Linked DNA regions of Mus musculus: region 1 is linked to region 2. A link is a loop called in an ENCODE intact Hi-C map of the cell type or tissue named here. Cell type or tissue: heart. All regions are shown on one strand. Links, peaks and the distances in the headings refer to the core of each region. The heading gives the core; the rest is flanking DNA. Region 1 overlaps Wdfy4 (WD repeat and FYVE domain containing 4). Region 2 holds the start of Gm25498 (a small nucleolar RNA gene).

Region 1 (8,996 bases), core at 527-8,526, 59 kb after region 2:
GATGTCTGACTCCTGCATCTTAGTGCCTGTGTTAGGGAGCATGTAGAGACTCCGTGGGTTCCAGCTCTGCGGAGTGATCCATAGCCATTGAACTATTCTGTCTGCCTCATTTATAAGGCGGGCAGAATGATAGTGTTGCTTGCCTTGCATTGCCTTGGTTTCCAGGGAGTGTTGACATATATGCATACATACATACTTGACACACATGTACACATACATAACACATGTGCACACATACTGACATACATGCATACATACAAGACACACATGAATACATACATGACATACATGCAGTGCCTCTAGTCTACAGCACTTGGCCTCTGCATCTCATCCGACACTTGGGTTTTATTCAAAATGAAATGTTCTGTGAGTCAATCACATTAGCTACCTCAGGGGTCCTCCTTAGCATCCACTGCCACTTCAGGACCCAGATAATGCTTCAGATAAGCATGGAGACCTCTGAGGCTGCACAGCTTTAAAAAGGACATGTTAAGGCTCGTGTTTATCTCTACTCACCTCCCATTCCCCCCTGCCCAACATCTCAGCTCTCCTGGGTGAGCACAGCAGCCATCTTGGAACACAACATTTCTCTTCTTTGGTTGATGCCTCAGAATGGGCTCTGTATAGCTGGGTTTCTGAGCTGCCATTATCACCTGCATGTTCACAAATACATGCCCTGTGATCTGTCTTCTTTTAATCTACTAGTTAGAATTGAGAAAGCACCACATGATTCTTTTCTTACTGTAAATCAGTCCCTGGAGGAGACACCATGGGGCTCAAAGGGCTCACTTCAGGCTCTTCTGAGTCCTTCACAGCTGATCTTGCATCCTCTTGGTTCCCACTTTTGTAACTTTCCTGCCACTTAAAAGAGTCTCCAGTCTGAGGGCATCCCTCTTCTGACTTGTATCTTTCTTTGACTTCCCACCATTCCAGGTGACGAGGGAGAGAGAGAGAGAGAGAGAGAGGGAGAGAGGGAGAGAGAGAGAGAATGGGAAGGAGGAAGGGAGGAAGGATGGCAGGTTTTTCATGAATAGAGCCCACCTTCTCCTTTCCCCACAGCTCCGGCCTCTGCTTGAGTGCCCTGGCTTCTTGAGTTTCTGAAACATCCCCTCTGCTGCACTCACCCACTGTTCCTTCCTAGGACTGCTCCGCAAGCTGATTTTTTTTTTTTTCTCAACTTTCCATGCTTGGCTCCATGATGCTTCTTAAGGCTCTCCCCAGTGCTCTGGCCTTACATGACATCTCAGTATCTAGAGCCCGGGTTCAGGGGCGGGGCTCTCTTACATTCTAGAAAGGAGGAGCTAAGAGGCTGCCCCACCCCCACCCATGTCAGCTGCTCTCAGGATGGCACCTCTCGCAGGGATTCGATTCTTGAATCTAAGAGCCTACAGAAAGTAGCCTCAAATTATTCTCCCGCAAGTCTTGCTGTGCAAGTTCAAGTGGAAGTAGATGGTGGGGAGAGCGGAGAGCAGCAGCAGAAACCCCTGCTTCCTGGCTCAGCAGGGCTGTGCTTCCCCTCCCACAGCTGCAGACTGTGTCCGGCTCTCAGTTCAGAACCTCTCCAAGTTGGCAGACACTCTCCCCGCGCCGGAGGTGAGCGAGGCTGTGAGCCTCATCCTGAACTTTGTGAGAGACTCCTACCCCATCTCCTCTGCGCTGCTCCTGGAGTTTGAGAACGGGGAGGGCTACCCTCTTCTCCTCAAGGTACTGCTGCGGTAAGTTGTGGGGCCTGGTGAGAGGGGAGAGAAACAGCATCCCTCAAGCTGTGGGGCCCAGAATCATCTTGCTGCTTTGGTGGAAGAGAGATAGCAAGAGTGTTTAAGCATGTCTTATGAAATTCAAGGCTCCTAAGAGCATGCATGGCTAGTAAGACCCCCTTCCTGGTAGCAGTAACTGAACATGCAGATAGATGTAGGAAGGCCTTCTTTAGGGAATCAATGAGTGACCATAATAGCCACTCCATCAAGTCCACCAAGTGGCAAACACCACCAGCGTGTTCCACCTCGTAAAGCTCATGTGCCTCTCAGAATCTTTCTGCGATCAGATGGCTTTTACCCTACCTCAGTGTTTGGAGGGCTGTGTGGGAACCGTGCGCCAACCTTAGCTCTCCAGCACTGTCAGAACTGATAGGTAACCACCCAATAAAGCTGTCCTTTGACTGCTTCTGCTCCACACCATCGCAAAGCCACCATAAGGACTAAGTACACCATCACAGAAGGGCTAAGTACCGTCGTCTAGGGAAACGCCAGTTTGGGAATGCATTTCAGCAAGTTTCCTTCCTTTGGCATTTCCTACTTCACATGTCTGCCCTCTGCTTGTAGTTTCTGAGATCAACTCTCATCTGAAGGTCTCTCTCAGACCCATGAATTGTGGAAAAGACACTGTGTATCTGGGGCTGGACCAAATTTTTATTCAGGCTTATTGTATTCAGGGGATGGGTGCCTAGGTATTAGCATGGGCACTAGATGGAAATAAAAGAAATCCTTTTGTGGCCCAAACTCTTTCACTGAAGTTGGGGAAGCTGCTTCAGGGCAAGGCTAGGCACATTCCTTTGGACTTTGCTTGGCTTCTCCTCAATGGAGTGGACCTTAGCGATGTCTTTCACAGATGCATGAGGCATGACCGAATGCCTCAGATACACTGGAGATGGTTTGGATGAGAGAAGCTGAAGGCTGTCGATGCAGAGTCTCTTTCAAAGGAGGCATCCTTCAAAAGGGTGCTAAGAATAAGTGTTTCTTTGGGTATATACTATCACTGCACAGTAAGCAGCCTGGCTAGTGGCCAGATGACTGTGACCACTGTGGTGCCCTGGGTAGCATTTTCTACAAGTTTCTTCTGGTCGATGGATGGGCATTAGGTTTCTTATAGAAGACAGAAGGGGAAACCAGTGTGAGGAAGCGGCTGCTCGGCTCAATCCCTTCTTGTCTGCCTTCCCAGGAGCCATGCTTCATTCACTCCTGATCTGAGAAGGCAAGATCTGGACAGAGACTCCGGGGCCCCTCTGCCCTGTAAGCAGAGCAAAGTATCAGATAAACTCTGGAGGTATCAGCCATAGGCGAGGCATGAGAAAGATGACAGAAATGCACATGTCCACCACAGGCTAGGTGTGAGGAAGACTACAGAAATGCACATCTTCCCCATGCGGTCTGAGTTTTCTTTTTCCTTCTAGGAAATATCGAATCTTCCATTCTGGGGGTGCCCTTTGCTCTGTGAGCCCCTTAAATTCGTGCCTTTTGGGAGTCCAGCCACGGAAAGCAGCCTTCCTCTAAACAGAGCTGTGGTCTTTCACAGGTTCCTCTGTGCAGCAGTCTCTGCTTACTGACAGAGAGTGGTCTGCTCTGAAGAGCTCCAGTGGGCATCTGCAATACAAATCTTACAGAATCTGATACACACATACTGATAGTCAATGTTGAACTTGTAAATTGGGTACAGTAAGAGGCTAATAACAATAGTTAATAGCAAAATTCAATATTTATATATGTAGCCATATTATAACAAATTAGTTTAAAGCATGATTTTTTTTTTAATTTCTGGAATTCTTTGCTGATCTCTCTCTCTTTCTCAGTGTGTGTGTTTAGAAATGTCATTTATTTTATTTTATATTTTATTTTGATAAGGTCTCATGTAACTCACATAACTCAGGATGGTCTCAAGCTCTCTATATTATCAAGAATGATCTCGATACTCCTGTACACACCTTTCGAATTCTAAGATTATGGGTAAACGTCACCACGACTGGTCCTATGCAGTATTAGGGATCCAAACCAGGTCCCTCTGAATACGAGACAAGCACTTTATCAAACAACCTACACCCAAGTTCCAGTTGCTGTTTGGAGGCCACAGATGACGAATGGCAATGGAAGTTACAGAGTACACACATGATGAGAGGGAACTTTTGGGGGTCAGAGAGATGACTCAGTGGTTAAGAGCCTTTGCTTTTGTGGAGGACTAGTTTCAGTCCCAAACACCTACATGGTGGCTTACAACCACCAGTAACTTCAGTTTGGGGAGCTCTAGCATCCTCTTCTGGCCTCTGGGAGGAGCACTGTACACACACATAGCTGTTCCATCCAGGAGCTGACCCTGTTTGTCCTGCAGGTATAACGGGCTGACCCAGGGTGTGGTGGAGCCCCATCTGGAGGAGCTCATCGAGCTGGTGATGTGGCTGACAACCTGTGGGAGGTCAGAGCTGAAGGTGTTTGACAGCGTCACTTATCCTCAGCTTGAAGGCTTCAAGTTCCATCAGGAGGCTTCTGGTGGGTCCTCACTGTGTCTCCAGGTAACTGGAGAGCCAGTATGATGTCCTGACCAGGCTATGCTGGTCTCTGAGTCCATTTGCATTTGTCACAAGGTCTGATGCTTCTGACCTTTGGAGACATGACCTAGACCCGTGGATATTAGATCTTCCCTTAATCTACTTTCCACCTGTGCAATTTCAGCTTTGCACACAAAAAAGCTCATTTTGTGTGGCAAGTGGAGGAAATATTGCTTAACAGAGGCTAAACCCTTATCAAGTAAGGGAGGCAGCCTCTGGAATTCCACCCCTGTCTAGGGGTGACTTAGCCTGTACCATCTGCTTGTGTAATAGAAACAGATGAGCCTGACTCAGCCACCTAGGCTCAGAGTCAGTGGATTTTCTTCCTAGGATGCTGAACATGAACTGAGAATACCAGTGGGCACACTGATGCTTTCTGAGCAGCAGGTGCTCTGCCCCCTACTGGGTGCTAATGTGAACTACTAGTGTCAGCTCTAAAATCCTTCCTCAGAGACTGTCACACATATATCAAACCACAGGCTGCTTGACTGGCACATGCCTTGCCTCGAGTGGGTCTGTCAGGAAACCCTGCACAGACATCCTGCTGAGGGAATTTTTAAAGGCTAAGTGTGAGTCGTCTAGGTTGAAAGGAGAGGGAAGAGTTTAAAGGCACAAAGTACCAAGTGGGGAAGAAACAGTGGTCTGAGACAGCTGGGTGGATCTCGAGATGCTAGCTAGGGTAGGAAGTTAGGAGCTGTGGGAAGAGGCAGGAGCTGTAACGCTGCAAGCACCAGCTAGAGAAGAGTGTTAGGCAGAATCTAGACAAAGAGGATCAGAGATGGCTGGCAGCAGAGAGCCTCAAAGTTTTAGCAAATCCAAGGCAGAAATACATACAGGCAGGAGCTTTGAACCAGGTATTCTGGGGTGAGAGACAATAAGGGTAGAAGAGAAAGCCGGAGTGGGCAATGAAGGTGCATCCTTTCCGCTGTCTAGATGGAAATCTGACTTAGAACAGCCATCTACAGCATCACTTGATTCTAGTTGATAAACCCCAAATCTCCTGGTCCAGCTTTGTTCTGTGGAAATATAAGGTGGACCAATCATCTATCTCGATTTTAGCAAGAAGAAACTGGTTGGATTATTTCTGATAACATATGTTTATCTACCTCAATAGACCCCAAATCCTCAAGGAATGCTTAAGGTGTAGCCACAAACAGAGCAGTTAGTGAGACTCTTGCTTCCTTCTTTCCCCGTGCTGCCCCTTGGAAATCCTGTGTGGCTCCTGCCCTCACGAGCACGCTTTGGTTCAGAGTAGTCATGACTGGAACGCTTAGTCAGTTGCCAATCTTTGGAATGCAGATGCAGCCCTTTCCAACCCCCCACCCCCCCATCATAGTTGCTGAAGATTTCTAGATGTCTAAGATGTGCACTTACAGGAACTAAAAAAGAGAATCATTACATGCTGAGTCCTTGTGAGAGCTCAAGGATGCATTTCTAGACAGGCCGGCAGGGAGCTAACTTGCAGAACTCTTGCTTTTCCTCCCCAGGAGTGACTGTTAAGAATCTCCAGGCCTTCCAGGTCCTGCAGAATCTTTTCCACAGAGCCAGTGACTCTGTCCTTTGCATTCAAGTGCTTTTGGCCATCAAGACCATGTGGGCCTGGAATCCTCGCAATTTCTTCCTGCTGGAGTGGACCCTGCAACCCATCTCACAGTTTGCAGAGATCATTCCCCTGAAGCCAACCCCAGTGCAGGAGCACTTTTTCCAGCTGTTGGAGACTCTGGTGTTCAAGCTGCTCTATGTGCCCCACGAGGTCCTGGCTAAGGTGCAGCGTCTGATCAAGGAGAGCTCGGAGCTCTCCTGTACCCTCGTGGCCTTGCGGAGCATCCTCAGGATCACAGCCAGTGACCGGCTCTTCACAGACATCTTCCGGGACTCGGGACTACTAGGTCTGCTGCTGGCCCAGCTGCGGAAACAGGCCAAGATCATGAGGAAGTCAGGTGTGACTTCAGAGGGGTGGGCAAATGGGCTGAGGTCATTGCTATCCAGGCTGGGCCAATCTGACCACCTTGCAGGGTAACGGAGAGTGCGAACGTGTGGCTCATATTGTGGTGGATAGACAAAAGAGCTCTGGGGTTATAGCTTCACAAAAAACAGGCAGAGTCTCCAAGTCTTCCCCAGAGATGAGAGGGACAGACACCACTTTATGTGAACTCCAGGAATGGACTCAAGGAATTCTTAAGTTACTCCTCCCTGGGTATAGAGATGAAACCCACCAGGGGACTGTGATCCCTCAGTAAAGCAAAGGGGTACTGGGGGCCTGCAGAGACCTAGGCTTTGAAGGTGCTTGTGGGGTTTGCTGAAGTATGACCTTGTGGTCTCCCACCTTGTGGAACTCTCAGAGTGGGGTTCCAGAGTCCTGCTGACCCAGCATGCCTCTCATTCCAAATGGCCTATACACCTGCTTTACTGTGCCCCACACTTTGCGAGGAGCTTTGAGATCCTCACCTCCTGTGATTTTTCAAATAGAAACAAGGCACAAAGTCTCTTTCCCCTGTTCCTCTTGGTTTGCTCAACTCTGTCACTTCCTGCTGCCCTTGGGAGACCAGCCTGGAGGTGGGGCAGCAGGACACAGGGATCTAGCTGCCTACCTTATGCCTCCATGCCTTTCCCTTCTCTCCTTCCCTTTTGCTGCACTGGCGGGGCAGGCCTGGGAGCTCCTCCCATCCACCAAATGCTTTTGGAATTCTGCTCCAGACTTTAGTCAACACTGCTAACGTGTCTGTTTTCTGCTTCTTGTAAGGAAGAAGATGAGGGAGAGCATGATAATGTGGGAGCTTGTCAGCCTCAGCTGGAAACATAGCTGTGCTGTAAGCAGGGCAGTCTTATGCTGTCACCTCACTTCTATGAGACCATTTTCTCCCCTGTAAAACGACAGTGGCTATGACACAGGCCCCATAGGAACGAAGAGAAAGGCACCCACTGTTGGGTGTGGCACATAACAGGTGTCCAGGAATTCCTGCACACATTAACACTATCATTTCAATATTGCTCTGAGGGTGGTTGAGCCTAGGCACCTTCAGGAGTTCCGGAAGGAACTGTGTCCAACCCAGAATGTTTGCAAATAGGGTGAGGACTTAGGACAATGTGCTTCCAGCATACTTTCCTCTGTCTAGGCCTTTAGAGAAACCAAGCCGTGGAAGTAGGTGGCTCTGTACTTTTTTCTCTTGCTTGGTAGTTTTGGACTGTTTTCTTGTTACTATAACAAAGTAGTTATAGTAACAGACTGCAGACTAGAAAATTTATAAAGAATAGAAGTTTACTTGCAGTCCAATGAGCTACCACCGAGCTATCTTCCCAAATAGAAGTTTATTTGGCTTATGGTTCTGGAGGTTGGGGAGTCCAGTGTCATGGTGCCAGCATATGGAGAAGGTCTTGTTGCTCTAGTACAATACAGCAAAGAGCATTGCTCAGTGAGACAGAGCAATTCTGCCAGTTTATGTACTTCTCCTCATGATGTCATCCAATGCCAATTATGTCCCAAGGATGTACCTGCAAATACCATTACCATGTGAGTTAGAGATTACATTCCCAGCACAGGGCTTTGGGGGAAGCGTTCCAACCATAGCTAACTTCTTGCCTCCAATCCTCTTCTGCATGAAGTTAACACAGCAGCTCCCTTGGTTTCCTTGTGTTTACAGGGGAGTCAGCACACAGCACCCTAGACAGACGATGCCTTTCAACAACTTAATGTCGGATCCACTTTTCGATCTGACCCCAGGCTTATGACCATTCCCAGAAGAGTTTAGCTTTTTCTGTGAGCTAATGTTTCCAGTTTTCCTTTGCGGTTTGAATTTTTAAATGTGACCTATTGATTCTTACGCACGCTGTGTCTGGTAAATAAATTCTTCTTGTTCTCGTTCATTTACTTGTTCTTAATGCTCCAAATCAAAGCTAAATTCTCAATTTGTCTTGGTACTTCTGCAGCCTTGGGTATCAGAGGTGGATTAAGCAGCCTGGTTTGGGCCTCAAGGATCTAGTGGTCTGTCTGTCTGTTCCAGATTCCCTTGAGTTGCTTCTTAGCTAAGGAGCTGGCAGTTGTTCCTTCTAGACATGAGTGCCAGGTTATAAGGGGAAGGTCAGGGCTGATTTGGCGTCAAGAGGAGAGTGCTTCTTTCAGAGGGGCTGTTGCAACAGGCTCATCGGCTTCACCTGGGGCCATGTTAAATACAAGAATTACCTGGTCTCATTCAAAGTCTAACCCAGGAGACCTGAGCAAGGGGCTCCACAGTCTTTTGGATGTTCAGATTTCTGATGTGCTCAAGCTGGAGAACCAGTGAGGTTAAGGTTTTCCAGGTTGTATCTTCAGAATTGAGGTGTATGCTCCCTTCTAATGGGACGACTGCACTCCCGTTGGCCTTAGGAAGGTAGGACCCCAAAGGAGAAGGAGATTGTGGATTGTACCATGCAGACGTAGTACTGATATGTATCGATTCTTAAATGTGGCAGGAAACAAAGAGTGCAGCCCTGATGTGCAGGATCCTGAGAGGGAACTCACCTACGTGATGCTGAGCACTGTGGTCACACTTCTGCAAGGCTCTGTTCGAAATGCAGGTAATGCTAGCTCTAACCTCGCCCTGTCATCTGCAACAGAACATGGACTGTGGTGGCAGTCAAGGGACAGCCAGTGTCAGCACGGTGGCTAATGTCCATGTGCCAGTTGATGGTGACCATCCACAAA
Region 2 (8,996 bases), core at 687-8,686:
TATAGGCCAATTTCCCTGCTGACATAGAGGCTAAAATTAACATGGAAGTACAAAAGACCCTATTCACAAATAATATCCAAAGCTATCAAGAGCAGAAGAGCAATGTTGCAGGCAACATAATACCTTATCTCAGTGTACACTGCAGAGCCACAGTGAGGAAACCAGCACCGTCCTGGCACACAGCAGATGCACGCACAACAGGGAACCAGACATAAACCAACATAGCCACAGACACCCAGCGTTTGAAAAACCTTCCAAAACACACTTTGGAGAAAAGAAAGCATTTTTGTCTAATGAAACCAGCAAACTTGGATGTCAGCCCTAAGGAGAACGAAGTTAGGTACATATCTCCTGTCCCACACAAAACCCAACTTCAACCTTAACAGAAGACCTGGAACTCTGAGACTGCTGGAGGAAAGCAGAAGAAACATTTCAATATGTAGGCATAGGTGAGGGCTGTCTGAGAAGGACGCTGCAGCAGAGGAATGGATCCCAAGAACTGATGATAAACTGTGTAAAATTATTGTATTGAGCTTCTGCAGAGTGAAGGAAGCAATTGGCAATCGGCAGAGGGAAAAGGCAGTCGAAGGGATGGGGAGAAATCCTTTCCCCGCTACACATCTGACAGCGCTCAGTATCCAGAACAAATAAAGGACTTTAAAAACTAAATATAAAATCAACTAGACAATATACTATCATTTGATGAATATTTTAAAAGGTTCAACCACCAGAGAAATCCAAATTGAAACAGTTTTGAGATTCTAACTCACTTTAGTCAGGATGGCTATCATCAGGAAAAGAACCCGCTGGAGAGGATGCAGGGCCCGTAGTCACTGCTGGCGGGAGTGTGAAGCGGTGCTGCCATTATGGAAATGAAGAAGATACAGCTACCGTGTGACCCAGCTATCCTCCTGAGACACCTCAGAGTGTTAACTGAGACACTATTCACTATGGCCAAAACCTGTGCCAGAGTCAACCCCATTGCCAACCTAACTGGCTTTATAATGGGCTCAGGAGACACACTTGTTGGAAAGGACATTTCCAGAATGTTTAACTGAGTGGTGAAGCAGAAACCTAGAGCAACGTCAGTGTGCAAATCTCTCTGCAACCTAACTAACTATATACACAAAGTGGACCGTGCCCTCACCTCTCCCTGACTTCAGACTGATGGCCGAAATAGACCCAGTAACTCTTCCTTACTTCTTCCCCTAACATTTTACTAGTTCTCGTGAATTTCATGTCATGCACTCCAATCCCACTCATTCCCCCCCCCCCTTGTCCTCACCCTTCACCCCTACAAACTCCCACTCCAACAGAGAAAAAAAAAATCATGGTGGAGGCTGCAGTGTGTCACAGTGTGTCTCACAGTATACCCTTTTGTTCACACTAGTTTGCTTGTAAATGTTCATTGCAGTGACTCAATGGTCTCTGGCTTCTGCGACACTAACAATACTGGCACCTCACTGGTACTCCTCTCGGATATCCTGTTCTTGTCCTGTGTCATGGAGATCCTGTAGTTTTGGATCTGTAGGACCGACCCTTCATGCACCCCAGCAGTTCATTGATGGGGTAGGTGTTGGAATGAGCCAATTCAAAGCCCTGGACCTAGGTCTGAGAGGCATCTATCTGAGTTGGTCAGCCCACTGGCCCTCCCACCCTCATGCCCTGAGGCTGGGTCACAGGCAAACCCTGCAACCAAGGCCAGCTCTAACGTGCTGCACAGACGAGGTGCAGGGACAGCTCTCCTGAGTGCTGTAACAGTCGAGGAGCAGGGACAGCTCTCCTGCCCTCTGACCCCTTCAGGGCCGACTATCACAGTCACTTCCAGTGTCAGGGCAAAAGCAAGAGGGAGAGGCTCTCTTCATTACTGATGGTACCTTACTGCAGACAAGAGACAGGGTTGGTTCTCCTACACTCTCGCGTCAGGCTGGCTCACCCTCAACCCACATCCAGAGCCAGCTCTACTGTACTGCACCAGGTGAGGGGCAGGGCCTGCTCTCCCACTCTGATGACACGGGGCAAGCTCCTCTGCCTGCTGTAGGTGGCAAAGAGTGAGAAGGGGACATCTCTAGCTCACCTGTGTCACTGCATGACAGATGAGTGACCTACTCTCCCAAGTGCTGCAGATGGCAAGGGGCAGGGACAGCTCTCATGACCTCAAGGTCAGGTCTCTGGTCTGCCACCAGTGGGGCGGGGGAGAGAAAGAGCAGGGAGGGAGAGAGGGGAAGAGGGTTTCTCTTGCTCAGCTCATCCACACCACTGCATGGAAGGCAGGTGGTAGGGCCAGTTCTCGCATGCTCATATCCTCAGGCTGGATCAACTGAAACCCCCACAATGTACAGGGCTCACTCTCCCAAGTACTGCAGCAGGTCAGGTGTGAGTTCAGCTCTCCCACAATGCCCATGTGAGGGATGAGGCTGGTTCTGCACAGCCCTCAGACAGTGACAAGTCCCTGGGCAGCAGCCCAGACCAGCGACATCCATCTGGCTTTTGGTGGTAACAGACTCCTGCTGCTGCAGACCTACAGACCCAGAAATGGTCCCCTGGCAGCACAGGCCAGGCCCCCACCATGGCTCCAGGTGGGATCACTGGCTACTCACATCAGACTGTCCCTCACTACCCTCGAGTCTCCAGTTCTGCCTCTCTTCATTGTATGCACCTCCTTCTGTTTCTCTTTCTCTTCCATCTCTTCATCACTTATTGGCTCATTTTAGTGGGTGTCTGGAGTCATCTCAGGAGTGGTCTCAGAAGTGCTATACCCTGCTCATGTACTATGGCACCAGGCCATAATGCAAGCTAGCAGGGTCGTCTTGGCATAGTCCCCTAGGCCTGTGTGGAGGAGGGCTGGTGGTGATCTCAGGCTGGCTCCCCATCCTGGGAGCCTGTCTGAGCCTTCCTGGCATGAGACTGATGGTGGTTTCAGGCTCACTGTTTTCAGGAAATGTTAAGGTACTAATCATTTGTTCACAGGTCAGAACACTGTAGTGCAGAAAGAGCCTGTCTCCTCACTGCCACCTACTGACGAACTTGTGACACAGCAGCCACACCTGCAATGCCTCTAGGGACTGGACATCCTCCCCCCCCCCCCCATCCCTTCTTTAAATTGATTCCTGTCCGGTGTTTTGTCCCAGCAATGGGACATGGAGCCTAGATGTCCACCAACAGATGAATGGGTAGAGATAATGTGAGACATGTGCCCTGAGTTGACAAAGGGATTTTATTCAGCTGTAAGGTGGAGTTGTGGGCTGGGGAGAGGGCTTCAGTGACAAGTGTGCTCCTTGTACAGCCCCAGGACATGAGCTGATCTCTGGAACTCACGTAAAAGAGCCAGACGCCAGGGTTTTTGGTTTTCCTCTGTAATCTCAGCTTTCCTAAGTCACTAAGGGAGGTGGAACCAGAAAGATGGCCTGGAGATGGCAGGCCAGCCTGAGCTACCAGCACAGCAGGCAAAACAAAGCAAAAGGGGAAAATGGACTTCCAAGAGCTGAACTCTGACCTCCACACGTGTAGTCATGGCTCACACATGCCCCACTGCCACAATCACACACACACACACACACACACACACACACACACACACACACACAAACTAAGATCATAACCTTTGCAGAAAAATGGGCAGATATGGAAATTATAATAAATAATAAGACAGATTCAGAAAGACAAATAGCATACTTTCTCTCTTATGCATATATATGCATATGAATATTTTATATAGACATGGAATTTACATATATGCATGACATATAATGCAAATGTAAAAGAAGGGATGAGAAGTGGGGTGGGGAAGGCAAAATATGTCGCTTTCCCTCTGATGTGCAGAGTGTGTATTAACTACAAGTAATTTGGCTCTACTCTTTCTTCCTCTGTATTGACTCTACTATCTCATAGTAAGGAGACTGCTCAGCAGGGCAAGAAAGTGGAATAGCTAATAGAGTTAGTTACAATGTTATACTGCATAAAAACATCATAGCGAAGCTCAGATCTTGCCTGCTAACTAAAAACAACACTGTGCATCTGTGAGGGAAACTGTAAAGATGAGATGTTCAGGAAATGGATGGATCTGCAAAGTATATGGTAACCAAAACTCAGAAAGAAAAAAAAATCCTAGTCTGTGATGTATTTATGTGTAACAGGTATACATTTGGATGGAATCTAAAAGCCTTGAAGAAGACCAGGAGGGAGCGATGTTTGTGATGAAGGATGGGAGGGGGCAAAAGGACCCAGGGCATGAAGAGACAGTATCAGAGGAGTGGGAGGGGGATGGGATAAGGAGAATCACAAAAGACACACTTTATTGAATACCATCATAATAATATCTAACAAAGTATGTGTAGGCTAAAAAAGGAAGTTATAAAGAAAGGGAAAAAGCAACTAATTGACATACTAAACAATATTGATTGTAATTGGCAATTATGGACACAAGATGGCGCCCTCAGCATGCTACTTAGGGTGTTAGGGTGTGTGTGTGTGTGTGTGTGTGTGTGTGTGTGTGTGTGTGTGTGTGTGTGTGTGGCTGTGCGCGCGCGCGCGCGTGTGTGTGTTTGTGTGGTGTGTTTGTGTTTCCTGGGCTCACTCCGCGGCCCCCGCCGCTCCCGCCCCTGCTAGTGATGGAGGGTGCACACTTAGGGCGCAGTCAGCTTTTCACTTTTCCCTCTCTGGTCCAGGCAGCAGCTTTGGCCTCCGCTCTCCTCTGTCAGTGCTTCGCAGTAGAAACTCTAAAACAGAGGCCGTGGAAGGATGATCCTGAGGCGGTGGGGAGAAGCGGAACTGGAGAAGTGTTGTCCTGTCTTACTGTGTGTCAGAGGCAATGTGGGTAGTGCCCATCTCAGGCAGAGTTGGAGGTTGGGTAACCTACGCTTTGGAGGGCTCTGTGTCTGACGCTCAGGCTGACTGGCATAGCGTGAGGAGGCCCTGGGTGAACGTGAGATCCGAAGCTTCTTAATGAGCAGAGAATGAGCCAGAGTGTGACCAGGTTTGCACTTGTCTTAGACATAGGAAGTCATTCCAGTCTGAGGCTGGCGAGACGGCCCAGTGGTTAGGAACACTTGTTATTGGGAAGCTTTTGGGTTCCAGTGCCCACATCAGGAGGCTGACAACTGCCAGGGATTCCAATTCAAGGACAGTCAGTGTCCTCTTCTTGCCCTTATGGGCCCTGCACACAATTGTCACTCAGACAAACAAGCTTAAGTCTACATATGTCACAAAAAAATTGACACACCACCACACCACAGACACACAAGCGTTTATGCATACAGTCATACACACACCCTCGAACTTCTGATTCTCCTGCCTCAGCCTCGTGAGTGGTGAGGTTACACATGTAATTACTGCCATGTTTGGCAATTGTAAGTATTTTCTAAAATTTTTAATTGATTCTTTGTGAATTTCACATCATGCAACCCAATCACCTTGTCCCTCCATATCTGCCCTCTGCCCTTGCACCCTCCTCCTCACAGGACACAATAAACAACAACAACAACAACAACAACAACAGAATCTCACCACCACAGAAGCTACGGTGTGTTACATAGTATACCCTTTCACCCACATAGCTCTACTTGCCAATGTTCATTGCAATGTGTCATTGGTCTGGTTGAGGCCTCCGGCTTCTGCTACACCATCAATACATATGTGCCCTCACCAGAACTCCTCTTTGATATCCTGTTGTTGCCCTGCGTAGATCCTCCAGCTTCGGATCTGCAAGACCTGCCCCTTCACACACTCCAGCAGCTCATGGATGGGGTAGATGCTGGGGAGGGCCAACTCAGAGCCCTGGATCTTCGTGGAAGCTGAGTTGGTCTGCCTGCCAGCTCTCCTGCACCTGTGCCACCAGGGCCAGCTCTCCTTTTTTCAGTGATGGTCCTTAAACGCTTTAACCTCCCTTTTAACCCACCACCCACCAGAGGCAGTGGGAGAGAAAGGATACTGGGGGAAGTGGACCTGTTTAGGAAGGCTCTTTGGAGCAACTCCAGTCTGTGTTGTCTGGAAATCTGCAGTTTAGTTCACAGTTCAGCAGCGGCAGCTCGATCCACTTGCAAACACCCCACGGATACGTATACCAGCAGTCTAGTTTGGTAGAGTTGGGATAGCAAACACTGAATCAGCAGCGGTGGCACTACCTAGCACTACAGCCAGGCCTCCACCTCGGGACGAGTCAGCAGAAGTTCTCGGCTGTGTCTCTCAATGAAGCAAAGCCTCCAGACCCACAAGTGTTGCATAGCTAGCTCTATAAGGAAGCCAAACTCAGCTCCCGTCACCGTCTGTCGAGTCCTTTTTATATTCTCTCCAAACATCACGTGTCCTTCACGGGTCTTGCGTCAGCACATGAGTCTGACATCACTCTGCCAATCAGCCCAAGTCCTCGGAAGCGGCAAAAAAACTGCTGCATACCACCAGAAGTTTTCTGGTGAGTTTCTCTCCTCTAGAGTTCAGACAAATGTAGCGCAACTGCTCAGTGTAAGGTGGGCAAACATATGCATGCCATTGGCAAAGAATCTTTTAGCACGTGTCCTCTCACATGCTTGCTTTAGCAGATCACCCTGTGTCTGCTTCAGTGAAACGTTCCTTCACAAGTCTGCCTTAGTCTTTCACCTGCGTCTGAGTCTGCTAAATGGTCCTTCACGTGTTTGCCCCAGCTAAACCTCATCCACTTCATCTCCTGCCCTCATACCCTCAGGGCCAGCTCTCCCGCACTGCCCAGGTGAGAGGCAGGGCCAAGGCTCTGAGCTGCAGCACAGGCCAGGGCATCACCATGGTCTCTGGTGGTAGGGGGGGGGCAGGGGGGGATATTCACATCAGGATGTTCCTCACCACTTTCTTGTCTCTAGTTTCGCCTCTCTTCAGAATGCACAAACCATTTCACTTCTCTTTCCCTCCCATCTCTCCATCACACACTTTCTCATCACCGAGGGCTTTGGGTGTCTTCTGCCCACCAGAACTGCATCAGCAATGACATTTTCTTTTAAAAGGTAGGATGATTAAATGTTAGTTCAACCCAAAGAGTCCAAAGGAAATAAATCCCTCGCCAAGGTTAAACACAGCCCAGAGAGACTGTAATTCAGCATCGAGTCGTCCAGTCTGTGGTTGAACAGCACCATGAGCAGCTAGAGACCTGAGCAGATAGGCCAACGGCAGGAAGCAAACAGCAGGGCATGTTGAGTCAGCTGTAATCTCCACTCTGCAGGGGCCGCTCTTCTTCCTGGGCTAGGACGTAGCTCTGGGAGTCACAGACATTCACACAGTGATGGGTTTTCTCAAAAAAAAGAAAGCACAGGCCCACTGGCACTTGGGTTTGTTACTGGCTCTATTGGTGAACAGTGTCATTCACCATTTCCCAAGGAGCACAAGCAGCGACTGCCTTCAAGTCTCCAGTTGTGCCTCTCTTCACAATGCACAAACCACTTGGCTTCTCTTCCTTTTCCATCTCTCCATCACCTGCTTGCTCACTTCTGCCATGCTTTCCCAGCGAGGGTTGGGTGTGGCCCGTGGCCAATGATAAGTCTTTTAAATAAAAAGTTTAACAGAATACTACCGAGTGAATCCACTCTAGTACACCCACCCCAACCTAGTGTGTACATGTAGTAAGAGCTGTCATGGCACCATTCTTATTACATTTAAAATTATTCCTGTCAGCCAGAAGAACAGGAAGGAGGACCTCCTGCCCTTAGAACCCTCTCATGCCATCAGTTAGGATCCCAAAGACCCACCCACCCCTCTGAGACCTGTCCCCACCCCCACCCCCACCCCCTTGTGCCTCCGTCCTTACATGGGCAGGAGGATATCCACTCACTGCTCGGGTGCAGGCCATGACAATCAGAACAGAGAGGCACACATGATGACTAACGGCCACACTCTGCCACAAGTCCATCCCTCAACTCTGACTGAGATTCCCTGCTGAACCAGAGGTCATACTGGCCACCAGAAATAGAGAACACAGAGACCAGAAGACAAAAGAGGAAACAGAAACCAAGAAACAAAACACCCATCCAACAAGACAAACTCAGAAATCAGCACCTAGACCTGTACTCATCCTAGACCCAGATGCCGAGATGCCAGTGTAAGAACACCATCAACCGCAGCCGAGGCAACATGGCACCACCAAAGTCCAGCAAGCCATGAATATCCCAACACAGCTCAAGCACAAGAAATGACCTTAAAACCTTAAAGAGGAAATGAATAAATATCTTAAAGAAATCCAGGAAAACACAAACAAGCAGTTGGAATATATGAAGAAATCTCTTAAAGAAAGTCAAGAAAAACAAGTAAACAGGTGAGGGAAATGAATAAAACCATTCAAGGCCTGAAAATGGAAATAGAAGTGATAAAGAAAACACAAACTGAGGGAATTCCGAAGATGGAAAATGCAGGCAAGCAAACAGGGACCACAGAAGCAAGCATCAGCATCAGGATGCAAGAGACAGAAGACAGTGTGTCGGGCTTAAAAGATATGATAGAAGAAATTGATACATCTGTCAAAGAAAATGTTGTATCTAAAAAATTTAAGACACCAAGAATTCAAATATCCAGGTAACTAGGAATTCAGACCAGATAGACAATTTAAATATACCTATAATCTCCAAGGAAATAGAAATCATCATTAAATGTTTCATAATAACAACAACAAAAACAACAACAAAAACAACAACAAATCATATCCAGACAGTTTTAGCTCGGAATTCTACTGGATTTTCAAAGGTGTCCTAATACCAGTACTTGTTAAGTTATTCCACAAAACAACATTAAGGGACATTATCCAAATCATTTTTTGAGGTCACAGTCACAGTGGTACCCAAACCATACAAATATTCAACAGAGAGAATTATGGAACAGTTTCCCTCATGAACATTGATAGAAAAATACTCAACAAAACACTCACAAACTAAACCTAAGAACACATAAGAAAGATGATCCACCGTGATCAACTAGGCTTCATCCGAGAGATGCAGGGACGGTTCAACACACAAAATTCTGTTATTGTAGTTTGCCAGATACAT

What was found. Hi-C counts contacts between places; a loop is a spot of excess contacts. Peaks named below come from ENCODE experiments on the same cell type or tissue, not always from the same donor. Only the 100,000 strongest peaks of a DNase experiment are listed, where the experiment ranks them.
Region 1: it touches region 2 in a loop (9-fold over the local background); 15 of 42 quality-filtered maps call a loop at or near these places.

Annotation. Positions count from the first base shown.
Region 1 is chr14:33,142,201-33,151,196 of GRCm38, reverse strand. It overlaps Wdfy4 (WD repeat and FYVE domain containing 4), which reads left to right. Exons shown (of 59, transcript NM_001146022.2): 7 at 1,526-1,715; 8 at 4,099-4,256; 9 at 5,803-6,255; 10 at 8,765-8,869. Among named protein-coding and RNA genes, the nearest start is that of Wdfy4, 38 kb to the left of the region's middle. In heart, for the core only: a CTCF peak has its summit at 4,697 (motif pointing left); no DNase peak of the experiment used is centred there; H3K4me3 peaks cover 477 bases; H3K27me3 peaks cover 1,079 bases.
Region 2 is chr14:33,201,225-33,210,220 of GRCm38, reverse strand. Gm25498 (a small nucleolar RNA gene) reads right to left here and starts at 3,069; the gene lies at 2,941-3,069. In heart, for the core only: CTCF peaks have their summits at 3,010 (motif pointing left) and 4,376 (motif pointing right); no DNase peak of the experiment used is centred there; H3K4me3 peaks cover 378 bases; H3K27ac peaks cover 256 bases; H3K27me3 peaks cover 320 bases.